Linked DNA regions of Homo sapiens: region 2 is linked to region 1. A link is a contact called in ENCODE Hi-C or POLR2A ChIA-PET data. All regions are on one chromosome and are shown on one strand. The core of a region is the stretch at or near the end of the contact, and the rest is flanking DNA. Distances in the headings are between cores, read along the strand shown.

Region 1 (6,225 bases), core at 1,958-4,457:
TACAAGCAGTTTGCAAAAGCCCCTTTCTATTTCAGCAGGACTTTTAACTTCTTAGATTTCGCATCAGAACTGGTAAATCATTTCTCATGGATTTCTGTTCTTTGCCCAGAGAAAGTCTGAGTCAGAGATTTTCCCCCATCCCGTGTTTAGTCTACTTAGCCAAAGTGACCACAGACAACTTTGATATGACTCTTCTCCAAGTGAGATATTTCGTGACTGCCAATGTGTGACAATTCAAGAAGGTGGCTGTATTAGTTTCTTGTGGACGCTGTAGCAAATTATCACAAACTTGGTGGCTTAACACAACACAGATCTAGTCTCTTAATGTTCCTGAGGCCGGAAGTTTGCAATGAGTCTTTTGAAAGGCTGAAATCAAGATGGTGGCAGGGCAGCTTCCTTCTGGAGGCTCCAGGGGAGAATCCGTTCTTTGCCTCTTCAGCTCCTGGCCGCTGCCAGCGTTCCTTGGCTTGTGGCTGCATCACTCCAGTCTCTGCTCCATGGCCACATCGCCTACTTCTCTTCTGTATCTGATCTTCCACTTTGACATTTGTGATTACGTCTGGGGCCAAACTAATCTAGAATAGTCTCCCCGTCTCGATATCCGGAACTTCATCACATCTGCAGTTTCTGTTCCCACAGAAGGAACCATTCGCGGGTTCTGGGGATTAGGGAAGGGCTATCTGTGGGGAGCCACTATTCTGTCAACCGTAGTGTCTTTGGGAACTTCACCATGGCAGCTGTGTCCCAGAACAGTCTGTGTGTGAAGAGGTGTCTGCCCCCAGAACGAGCTTTCCAAAACCAGCTCTGACCAGGACACACCCTGCGTGTGACAGGAGGGCAGTTCCTGAGTTTTGCAACCCCAAGCCCAGCTCCCCACTGGCAGCCTGGGCCCACTGGCCTTCCTGGGATCCTTCTCATGCCTCTGTCACTGTCATTCAGCATCCTCAGCCCACCCACTTGCCATCCCATAAGCTGGCGGTGCTCCCTCTATGTCTTTGCTCACACCGCACTTACTGCCTGGGGCTCTGGTCTCCCTCCCCTGCCTGGAGAACTCTGCTCCTCCTTCCTAGCCCGTCTCCCTCTGGCATCTCTTCCTCCACCATCTCCCTGCCCTGTGCTCCTGCAGCAGGCCGCTCATGTCTTTACGTCTGTATGAACTCACCCAGGGCATCACGTGAGGGCTGTGGGATGCTGCCTGACTCCCAGGTAGGGACTCACCTACCTCTGTACCCACCATACCTAGCAACCACAAGGCACCACCTATGCATGGCTGGGAGAGAATATCACAGACCCAGATCCCAGGGTCTGGGACACAGCACTCAGAAAATGTGACTAGTGTTGAATCAAGCAAATGGATTATTTTGTTCTCATTTTATCAGAATGCTCTATTTCCCAAGTTGCCATTGAAAGAAACCATCCAACTTTGTTAGTTTCCTTTCTCAGTCTCCTACCTGGACATCAGGCAGGAGCCCAGTATTCTCTGCACGCTCACACTCTGTGCTCACTCTGCTGCGCACGTCACACGTGGACATACATGGATCTTTCCCACGGAGGTGAGAGCCAGGGTATTGGCAGCCCCTAGGAAGAGAGAAGCTCGCCTCTCACGAGCACAGAACTACTCTTCTTTCCTTGTCTTCCCACGTCCCATTGTGTCCTTTCCAGGGGACTATGAGCCCCAGGATGGAATTGTGCAACTGGTGCCATTGATGTCCTTAGGAAATCGGAACCCGTTTCTGGAATTCTTGACAGTGAGTGGCAGAATTCCAGTGGGCAGAGACCCAGGAACCTGGGGCCCCAGTGAAGTCACCTGTGTGTCTTTGTTAATTGCTTGCATGGGAGAAATTCCTTATGGGGTGTGATCGTTCTCGGGAGACAGGAAATGAATGTCCAATCAAGATAATGCAGCATATTCTGGATTAAGGTCTCGAAGTGACAGTTCCACCCAGAAGTTTCTGGTGCTCTTAAAAGTTCAGCATGACAGGCTGAGGCACGTGGGTCTTTCCAGGTGCACCTCAGGGGACAGAGTACCTGGCTGACCTCCCTGGCTGAACATACTTCCTGGGGACAGGTTGTGAAAGCTGACTCCAGAGCCTGCCTGGACAAGGAACATGAAAGGGCGACCCTGCACAGGGAAAGGCACGGTCAGTGGGGACAGAACTGTAGCAGAGTTCTAGCCATGCCTGGGGAGTGGTGCAGAGGGAGGTGGGGTTAGAGCCAGGCCATAGGTCAGGGAAAGGAAGTAGGGCCACACTGTAGACCCTCTAAGCAGAGGCTCAGACACTTGGACGGTAGCCAGTAGGCCATGGGGAGCCATAGAGGGTGGTGCAGGGAGGGACACAGTCAGGGCCATGTGCTCAGATCCCTCTGGCGTCAATGTGGAAAATGAGCTGGGGGAGGCAGTAGGGAGTGTGCAGTGTCCAGGCGAGAGTGCGTGCAGCCTCACCAGGAAGACCAGGAAGCGGCACTCAATGAATCTACATTTTACGCATGAAAAGAAGGGAGTGAGGGGAGCCAAAATTCTGCATTCATCTCCCACTCACTAAATCTACAGTTTACACAAGCTAAAGTAAGCATGCGACACTGCAGCTATCTGTTTGGGAAGAAAAGGAAGGCAGTTTTTGCCTGACTCAGTTTCTGAGCTTAACTTTCGCTTTGGCATGGTGAGTTTGAGGTCCTGGCATTTTGTTTTTCTTTCACACCGTGAGGCTCAGGCCGGGGAAGCAGGGCAACTTTCTCTAGAGGAAGGCAGAGGAGGGGCCCTTCGCTCGTGGGGTGTGGAGGGGAGGCCTGTGGTGTGGTGTGGGGTGCTGGGCTTGAGGTAGACGGGCCTGGTGGCGCCCCAGCTCTGCCCTGTGACCTTGGATGAGTCCCGGCCTTTCCCGAGGCGCATGCCCCATCCACTGCAGGATGAGGTAATACCCACCTCCCCAGGCTGTGAGGAGCTGTAAAGGCGCTGAAATGCCCTGGTGCCTGGCATGGGGCCCAACATACCTAAGTATTTGCCTGGCCCTCCCCGCACCTGGTTTACAGAGCAGTCGCGTGCCCCAGCCAATCACGAGCAGAAAAGAAGGTACACCCGCACCCCGGGTGCTGGGCCTGGGCAGCACTGGGGTGTGGTAGGGTCTCAGGACACTCACGGAGGGCCTGCCTGTCTGTGTGCGGGTAGGGAGCTGGCTTGGAAACAATAGGGAGGCAAAGGCAGCCCTGCCCCCACCCCCACGAGGCACCACTCCAGGGGCAGAGTTGCTTGCAGACCCTGCTTGCACAGCCCCCATCTGGGCAGATGAGCAGTTAAAATCCTAACACTGAGCCCAGTTCAGGAACAAAATGAGGCCCTGAAATGAATGATCACAGGCCAAGAGAGTGACAATGTCCTGGAGAAGCAGAAAACATCCTGTCCCCAGCCCAGCCCCAGCACACAATCCGGGCGCTGACATAATGAGGTCAGGAGAAGAGGCTGCCATCCTGGCTCGGGGGCTAAAAAGGCCTGGGCCGGGCAGGGGCTGCCAGCCAGGAGGAGCATCCAAGAGGCCCCGCTGGGCACCCTGCCGCGGCTCCTGGACACAGAGCACAGGCCCAGCTGGCAGTCACTCCGGACACTCACTCAGTCCTTGTCACAAGGAGTTCCGAGCAGCAGAATGAGGAAGGGGCCCTGGAAGCTGCCCCTGGTTCCCTGTTATCTTGGTAGGTTTTGATCCAGGAAGGCTCCTCCTCGTGCAAAGAGCTGGCTCCATGGTCCTGCAGGTTCTAGAGGGGATGGCCAGCCTCGGGGACTGCCCAGGGCACCTTCTTGGCTGGAGAGATGGCATCTTGGGAAGCCAGAGACCCTTCTCCCAGGAAATGCCTCGGGGAGCCCACAGCAGAAGGCTTGGTCACCTAAGGGGACACGATTGCTCAGGACTTTGGATTCCTCGTTCTCTTTTCCCTGTGATATCTGAGCCAGTGAGCATAGATGTGGGCTTTTGATGATACCCTCATTGCTGGAAAGGCTGGACTGGAGGAGAGGGCTTGGACCAGAGCCAAATTGGCTTCCTAATACTCCTTCCTCCCTGGATCAGGGATCAACATCCCCCACCAGAGGGTACATTCCTTAGAATTAATAAACCAATGACATGCCATCACCCAAACTCCACAGTTAACATTAGGGGACCACTCCTGGTGCTGGACAGTCTGTGGGTTTGGATAAATACACAATGACATGTATCCACCATTATAGTATCATACAGAATAGTTTCACTGTCCCCCAAATCCCCCGTGCTCCAACTATTCATCCCTCCCTCCCCCAGCCCCTGGCAACGAGTGATCTTTTCACCATCTCCATAGTTTTGCCTTTCCCAGAATGTCATCTAGCTGGAATCACAGCATGTGGCCTTTTCAGATAGCTTCTTTCTCCTAATAATATGCATTTAAGCTTCCTCCATGTCTGTTCCTGGCTTGAGAGCTCATTTCTTGTCAGCATTGAATAATAGAATATTATTCAGTGCTAAATATTATGTAGCTAAATAATATCCCAAACTGTGGCTGTACCACAACTTACCTACCCACTCACCTACTGAAAGACATCTTGGCTGCTTGCAGGTTTGGAAATTATGTATAAAGCTGCTATAATCATCTGTGTTCAGGCTTTTGTATGGACATACGTTTTCAGCTTCTTTGTGTAAATACCAAGGAGCAAGATAGCTGGAGCATATGGCAAGAGTATGTTTAGTTTTGTAAGAAACTGCTAAGCTGTATTCCAAAGGGCCTGTACCCTTCTGCATTCCCACCAGCAATGGACGAGGCTTCCCAATACTCCACATCCCTGCCAGCATCTGGTGGTTCAGTGTGCTGGATTTTGGCCATACTCATAGGTATGTAGTGGTATCTCATCATCATTATTATTATTTTTTGAGACACAGTTTTGCTCTTGTCGCCCAGGCTGGAGTGCAATGGTGTGATCACTGCAACCTCTGCCTCCCAGGTTCAAGCAATTCTCCTGCCTCAGCCTCCCCAGTTCCTGGGATTACAGGTGCCCACCACCATGCCTGGCTAATTTTTTTGGTATTTTTAGTAGAGACGGGGTTTCACCATAATGGCCAGGCTGGTCTCGCACTCCTAACCTCAAGTGATCCACCTGCCTCGGCCTCCCAAAATGCTAGGATGACAGGCGTGAGCCACCACACTGGCCTCATCGTTATTTTGGATCTGCACTTCCCTGATGGCATATGATGGGCAGCGTCTCTCGTATGCTTATTTGCCATCATCTATGTTCTTTGATGAGGAATCTGTGAAGGCCTTTGGCCCATTTTTAACGGGGCTGTTCGCGTTCTTATTGTTGAGTTTTAAGAGTTCTTTGTATACTTTGGATAACAGTCCTTTATCAGATGTGCCTTTTGCAAATATTTTCTCTCTCTCTGCGGCTTGTCTCACAGTCCGGTCTTCAAATGGCTGCTTCGGATCCCGCAGCAGTAGGGAAGTTGGTGGGGTGGCAGGCTGCAGGGGGTGGTGTGCGGCATCCACCACTTCTGGCGGCTCATCTACAGGGATGGACCACAGCCAGAGCAGGATCTGCGCCCGGATGGCAGCACAGAGCGCGATCGCAGGTGGAAGCTGGTCTGTGTCCGGCAGTGGGACATGCGTGGGAGTGTGCACGAAAACAGGGTGGCCCAGGCATTCCCAATGGGGCAGCCACTAGACATGGTAAACACAGAGGTGAAGAAGCAACACAGAAAAACGTGGGTCATCTAATGAGGAAGGGGAGAATGCAAGACGAAAAGCGATGAGCTGAAGTTGAGACTAAGAGGGCATTTGCACAAGGCTGTAGACTAGGTAGGAATCCACAAAGATACGGAGAATTCTCTTGGGTTGATGGGCTTGAGGGTGGGTTTTTCTCTTTTTCATTTTTCAAACAGTGGATAATGGTCTTATAGATCTTTGTTTATGAAATAATTATTTGTATACAAAATGCCTGATGTCTAACATCTCTGCTGCCTTTCCTGACCACACTAAACGGAGACTTCTACAAAGACACTGAAGGAAGCGGCAGGAATGTGAGCCCCTTTGGTTGCCCCCCCTGCTGTGGAGAGAATAGAGGAGGGAGTTCCCACCTCAGAGGTGAACTCAGGACCCCACCGTGGCACCTTTTCTGGGTGTGTGTTCACCGGAGCACAAGTCCATCGGGAGCGGCTGGCCCCCAGCCCTCTGAGCCCCATGGGCAGGCAGTAGCAGAAGATGCCTCTGCCACGG
Region 2 (5,937 bases), core at 1,805-4,304, 190 kb after region 1:
CTGACCTCAGGTGATCTGCCCACCTCGACCTCCCAAAGTGCTGGGATTACAGGCATGAGCCACCATGCCCGGCCACAATGAATCCAATTCTGTGTCCCCAGTGTCCAGCCAACAGCCCGGTTCCTAGTGGATGTTAAGCCACCTTGGTTGGGTGGACGGACAGATAGATGAATGGACAGATGGGTGTGCAGGAAGTTGAGCCAAGGGCACAGAACAGAGATCACCATTTCTCATCCCATCAGACAGTGACATAACTTCCATGGTTTCCGGGGTCTCTGTCCCCAGCCAAGCCTAGACCAGTGCCAGCCGCGTCTGTGATGTGAGAGACAGCCCCTTGCCAGCAGCTCTGCCTGAGTGTTGGTGTCCAGCGACTACTTTGGAGCAAGCCCAGCTGGCATCGTAAATGCATGCTCTTCCTACATCAGCCTTGTACCCAGCAGTGTATCACCTACAGCTAGGGCTAGGCCAGCGTGTGCCACGAATATGCAGGGGGGAAAGTGGGCGTGTGGATGGGAGAGGAACAGAGATGAGCCGGTAACAGAGGGGCAAACCTCCAGCCTCATTTTCGGGTTTAGCATCTAATCCTTTTGTCAGGGTTTCCCTGGACCCCGAGGAGAGAAAGGTGATCGGAGCGAGCGTGGAGAGAAGGTGAGGGCAGCTGGACGGGAGCTGGGGCAGGAGGAGAGGGGGAAGGAGGCAGGTGGGAGTGGAGGCTCAGGTGAAGCAGGTAGAGAGAACCCAGGCCGGGCAGGTGGGCGGAGGCAGGGGGAGGCTGGCCCCACGCGCTTCTCTCGGAGAGATGTTGGAGGTTCCTAAGCCTGGCAGCCATGACCAATACCACCATCTCCCCTCCTGCACAGGGAGAACGAGGGGTCCCCGGCCGGAAAGGAGTGAAGGGCCAGAAGGGCGAGCCGGGACCACCAGGCCTGGACCAGCCGTGTCCCGTGGTAGGTGTCGGAGGAGGGCCCTGCCCCAGGTCTTTTTGGCCTCCAGCCAGGGTCAGCCCAACATCTTCCCTGTCCTCGGAACTCAGCTGCAAGTCCCAGAGGCCCCACTGGTCACGCACTGGCCTTCCTCACTGTCAGGGCCACTGCTGCTGCTACTGCCATCATCGCGGTTCCCCTTGCTCTGGTCCTAACCACCCCCAACCATGGGCATGACTCAGGGAACCCAGCCCCTCTGTAGAGCTGGAGGCCCAGCCCCTCATTCTTCACCCCCAGGACAGGCCTGGCTTGAGTAGGAACCCACTGTGGGCCATCTTGGGCTGGAAGTGGACAGGGCCTAGACCAGGAGTGGAGGGGCTTTACCTGGAGTCATCAGCACCATCAGCGGTGCCCTGGGAGGGGGCTGGGCCCTGCGGAGGGAACCAAAGTTAGCACAGACACGCTGCCGCTGGGGGCGGAGGCAGTGAGTGCCCAGCCCCATCGCTGTGGTCTGGCTGCCTGGGGTGGAAGTCGGGGTCTGACTCCCACTGGGCCTGAGGCCAAGCTGAGCTGAAACTCAGCTTCCCCAAGCACAGACGGTGGGACCACCCTGACCTCTCTGGCTGGCTGTGCCTCCCCTTCCTTCCTCCTTCCCAGAAGAGTCTCTCTGGGCTGGGGCAGCACCTCCCTCTTCCCCACATCCCCTCTGCCTACCCCCACACCCTTCCTGTACCTCTTTCTGTGCTCTCTCAGTGGCCTTTGGCAGCCCACCAGCCCCAGTGGTTTCAGGCACTGGTGCCTGAAACAACCACAGTTCAAAAGTCAGCTCCATTTATTTCTTTTCGGAGACAGAGTCTCACTCTGTCGCCCAGGCTGGAGCGATCATGGTTCACTGCAGCCTCCATCTCCCAGGCTCAAGTGATCCTCCTGCCTCAGCTTCCCAAGTAGCCAAGAACTACAGGCATGCACCACCATGCCCAGCTAATTTTTAATTTTTGTAGAGCTGGGGTCTTGCAATGTCGTCCAGGCTGGTCTGGGCTCAAGCGATTGTCCCACCTTAGCCTCCCAGAGTGCTGGGACGACAGGTGTGAGCCACTGTGCCCTGCCTAGTTCCTTTTTCTAGAAAGTAGGGAGGGTTTACATGTCACACTCTTCCGGTGGAGCTCAGAAAAGACAGGAAAAACAGAACAGCTGGGTTTTCGTACTAAAACTGGACAGATATTCAGACGTGGCCACTCCAGCCACGGGGATGTGTGCAGGCCGGCCTCAACCTCCAGCGGTGCCAGAGTTAGAGACCCCCTCCCAGACCTCTGGCCTCTGTTCCTCAGTGTCCTTATCCCTGCAGTGGGGGATACCGCTCCCCTCGGACAGTTTTGAGAAGTCAATGAGAAAAGGACTTGAAGAGCGAAGTGGTCAGCGCACAGAAAGGGCGGGGACAGCAGGGGCAGGGTGGCCCAGCCCCGCAGCTCCGGGGCCTGGCCCAGGACTCCCCTCCAAATCAGTAAGCCCTTGTCTCCTTTGAAACAGGAGAATCCCACGTGCGGAGGCCGGAGAGGGGCACCAGGCTGGCGGGGCCCTGCGAGGGGCAATGGGCCATGCCCTGCGGTAGGCGGCCTGGCCTGCTGTGTGCCGTGTGCCGTGTGCTGTGTGGGCCTTCGGGGCAGCCAGGGCCCTTGGCTCTGCCCCGGCCTTCCTCGCTTCTGCTTCCTTTCCATTCTGCCCCCCTCCCCACCTTCCCTTTGGTGCCTAGCCTGGTCCCTGGTGTACACATGGGAATATTCCAGGGGATGCCCAGTGTCTGAGGCTCATTCCTGTGCTTTGGAACAGAATGACATGTTTTGCGCCTTGGTGTCCCTGATGAGTCAGTCTTCGTTCCTCTCCAGTTTCCCCACCCTCCAGGCTGCCTGAGGAAACCCGGCCCCTGCTTATGTCTGGCTCCTGGGTGGGCACCACAGGTGCCGCTAGATAGCCCTACCCCAGGCCCAGCCCCAACCCCCAGCAACCTGAGCCTGCCCTGCTCCAGCCAGCACAGGCTGGAGCAGGATGCCAATTCCTGGGCCATCCTTAAAACCCTCCAGGAGCCATTCCTGCCCAAGGCCTGAAAGCTCGCAGGCCCCAGGGTGAGGAGCCAGAGTGACCGTCACATCAGGCAGGAAGCCACACGGCTCTCAGCAGGACCCAGGCCAGAGTCACTGTCACATCAGACAGGAAGCCACACGGCTCTCGGCAGGACCCAGGCCAGAGTCACTGTCACATCAGGCAGGAAGCCACACGGCTCTCGGCAGGACCCAGGCCAGAGTCACTGTCACATCAGGCAGGAAGCCACACGGCTCTCGGCAGGACCCAGGCCAGAGTCAGTGTCACATCAGGCAGGAAGCCACACGGCTCTCGGCAGGACCCAGGCCAGAGTCAGTGTCACATCAGGCAGGAAGCCACACGGCTCTCGGCAGGACCCAGGCCAGAGTCAGTGTCACATCAGGCAGGAAGCCACACGGCTCTCGGCAGGACCCAGGCCAGAGTCACTGTCACATCAGACAGGAAGCCACACGGCTCTCGGCAGGACCCAGGCCAGCCTGTACATGTCTGGCACAATGCTCATCCCTTCCTAGTGCCCTCCTGTTCCTGCCCACTGCACAGCAGTCCCCACAAAGCACAGAGGGAACACACTCAGGACAAGCTCAGTGAGAGGCCGTCGTTCCCCATGACCCCATGACCCCACTACCTGGGTGGACAGAGGAGGCATTGTGCCCCTGCCTCAGTGGGGCCCAGCAGTCTCACATGGCCGCTCCCTGGCCTGCACCTCCCTACAGACCAGGGGAGGGCATGTGGGGTGTAGAGGAGCTCCCCAGGCCCCATCCCCATCACTGAAACCTTCTTCCTTTCCAGGGCCCCGACGGGCTGCCTGTGCCTGGCTGCTGGCATAAGGTACCGTGCAGGGAAGTCTCCAGGGCAGGCTTGGGAGAGGCAGGGGAGGGTGGGGGAATGGGAGGGCCCCAGAGCCTGGGTGCTGTCACTCAAACCTCTGGGTGTCTGCGGCTTCTCGCACAGTGACTGAATAGCCAGGTTTCCCATCATGACCCTGGTTTTGACTCTCCCATCTTGCATGTGAGGCGTGGGGCTGTGGTCCTGGGTGATGGTGTATAACCCATCCTGTGGGTCACATGGACTCAACTGACACCTGGACCAGGCAGGGCAAAGCCATCAGTGCCCCCTGGGATATTGTCCCAACTGGCCCACTGAGAGGGAGTGGGGGGAGGGAAGATAGGAGGAAATGGGCAGGACCGGGGAGGCCAGGCAAGGTGGCCTGGATGGGGGCGGAGCTTCTCGGGCTCCTCGTCACCTTCAGTCTCTTCCTCCTTTTCCAGTGACCCACAGGCCCAGCTCACACCTGTACAGATCCGTGTGGACATTTTTAATTTTTGTAAAAACAAAACAGTAATATATTGATCTTTTTTCATGGAATGCGCTACCTGTGGCCTTTTAACATTCAAGAGTATGCCCACCCAGCCCCAAAGCCACCGGCATGTGAAGCTGCCGGAAAGTGGACAGGCCAGACCAGGGAGATGTGTACCTGAGGGGCACCCTTGGGCCTGGGCTTTCCCAGGAAGGAGATGAAGGTAGAAGCACCTGGCTCGGGCAAGGCTAGAAAGATGCTACGTTGGGCCTTCAGTCACCTGATCAGCAGAGAGACTCTCAGCTGTGGTACTGCCCTGTAAGAACCTGCCCCCGCAAAACTCTGGAGTCCCTGGGACACACCCTATCCAAGAAGACCCAGGGGTGGAACAGCGGCTGCTGTTGCTCCTGGCCTCATCAGCCTCCAAACTCAACCACAACCAGCTGCCTCTGCAGTTGGACAAGACTTGGCCCCCGGACAAGACTCGCCCAGCACTTGCGGCTGGGCCCGGGGAGCAGTGAGTGGAAATCCCCCACGAGGGTCTAGCTCTACCACATTCAGGAGGCCTCAGGAGGCCAGCCTGCCATGAGAGCACATGTCCTCTGGCCAGGAGTAGTGGCTGAGCTCTGTGATCGCTGTGATGTGGACCCAGCTCCAGGGAGCAGAGTGTCGAGGATGGAGGGGCCCAGCCTGGACTGACTGCTACTTCCTGTCTCTGTTTCCATTATCACCCAGAGAGGGACAAGATAGGACATGGCCTGGACCAGGGAGGCAGGCCTCCCACTCAGAGTCTGGGTCTCACTGGCCCCAAGTCTCCCACCCAGAACTCTGGCCAAAAATGGCTCTCTAGGTGGGCTGTGCAGGCAAAGCAAAGCTCAGGGCTGGTTCCCAGCTGGCCTGAGCAGGGGGCCTGCCACCAGACCCACCCACGCTCTGACGAGAGGCTTTTCCACCTCCAGCAAGTGTTCCCAGCAACCAGCTCCATCCTGGCTGCTTGCCTTCCATTTCCGTGTAGATGGAGATCACTGTGTGTAATAAACCACAAGTGCGTGTCTGGGTGTGCCTGTCCTTGTGGACTGCCCCTGGGGCACCTCTGGCTGTGGTTTCATCCTGGCCACTGCTGGGTGGGGAGGGAAAAGGGGACCCTCCCTGAGTAAGAGCCATCCCAGAAACCAAAGGAGGAAGTTCAGGGTCAGGGCAAAGATGGGATTTGGAGTTCGGAAGACACAGATTCACTGCCTGGTCCTGCCACACATCAGCTGAGTCCTCTGGCAAGTCACTACCTGTCAAATTGAGCCCCTGTGTGCTCCTCTATTGCGGTTAGCAGACTGCTGCATAACAAATCTCTCCAAAACTTGTTGCCTTAAAACAATGGCGATTTTGGCCAGACACAGTGGCTCATTCTTTTAATCCCAATACTTTGGGAGGGCAAGGTGGGAGGATCACTTGAGCCCAGGAGTTCGAGACCAGGCTGGCAGCATGGTGAAACTCCATCTCTACCAAAAGTAAAGAATTAAAAAACATTAGTAGGGTGGGTTGATGTGTGCCTGTGGTCCTAGCTGCTGGGCAGGCTGAAGCGGGAGGACTGCCTGAGCCCAGAAGTTAAAGATCAGCCTGAGC

Evidence for each region. A loop is a pair of places that touch in the nucleus more often than their neighbours do. ChIA-PET counts read pairs that join two places held with the same protein, here RNA polymerase II (POLR2A).
Region 2: a loop to region 1 is called in a map of gastrocnemius medialis, with 4 times the contacts of the local background. The contact joins two enhancer-like sites. A Hi-C loop is called at or near these places in 1 of 168 maps with a recorded cell type or tissue (gastrocnemius medialis). POLR2A ChIA-PET finds 5 or more read pairs at or near these places in 2 of 52 experiments (B cell and MCF 10A).

What each region holds. Positions count from the first base shown.
Region 1 is chr5:178,425,858-178,432,082 of GRCh38, reverse strand. All of the region lies in intron 2 of COL23A1 (collagen type XXIII alpha 1 chain), which reads left to right. Among named protein-coding and RNA genes, the nearest start is that of COL23A1, 160 kb to the left of the region's middle. Within about 2 kb of position 3,207, at least 12 of the 41 ENCODE cell types and tissues checked have a DNase peak (open chromatin) inside an H3K27ac peak, as active enhancers do; they include gastrocnemius medialis, where a contact is called at or near this core.
Region 2 is chr5:178,237,052-178,242,988 of GRCh38, reverse strand. It overlaps COL23A1 (collagen type XXIII alpha 1 chain), which reads left to right. Exons shown (of 29, transcript NM_173465.4): 26 at 595-648; 27 at 861-947; 28 at 3,810-3,848; 29 at 4,289-5,371. The coding sequence ends at 4,291. It overlaps LOC112267937 (a long non-coding RNA gene), which reads right to left. Exons shown (of 3, transcript XR_002956238.2): 3 at 4,321-5,937. Among named protein-coding and RNA genes, the nearest start is that of PHYKPL, 7.2 kb to the right of the region's middle. RefSeq lists enhancers at 2,005-2,124, 4,125-4,174, 4,180-4,853, 4,854-5,527. Within about 2 kb of position 3,054, at least 13 of the 41 ENCODE cell types and tissues checked have a DNase peak (open chromatin) inside an H3K27ac peak, as active enhancers do; they include gastrocnemius medialis, where a contact is called at or near this core.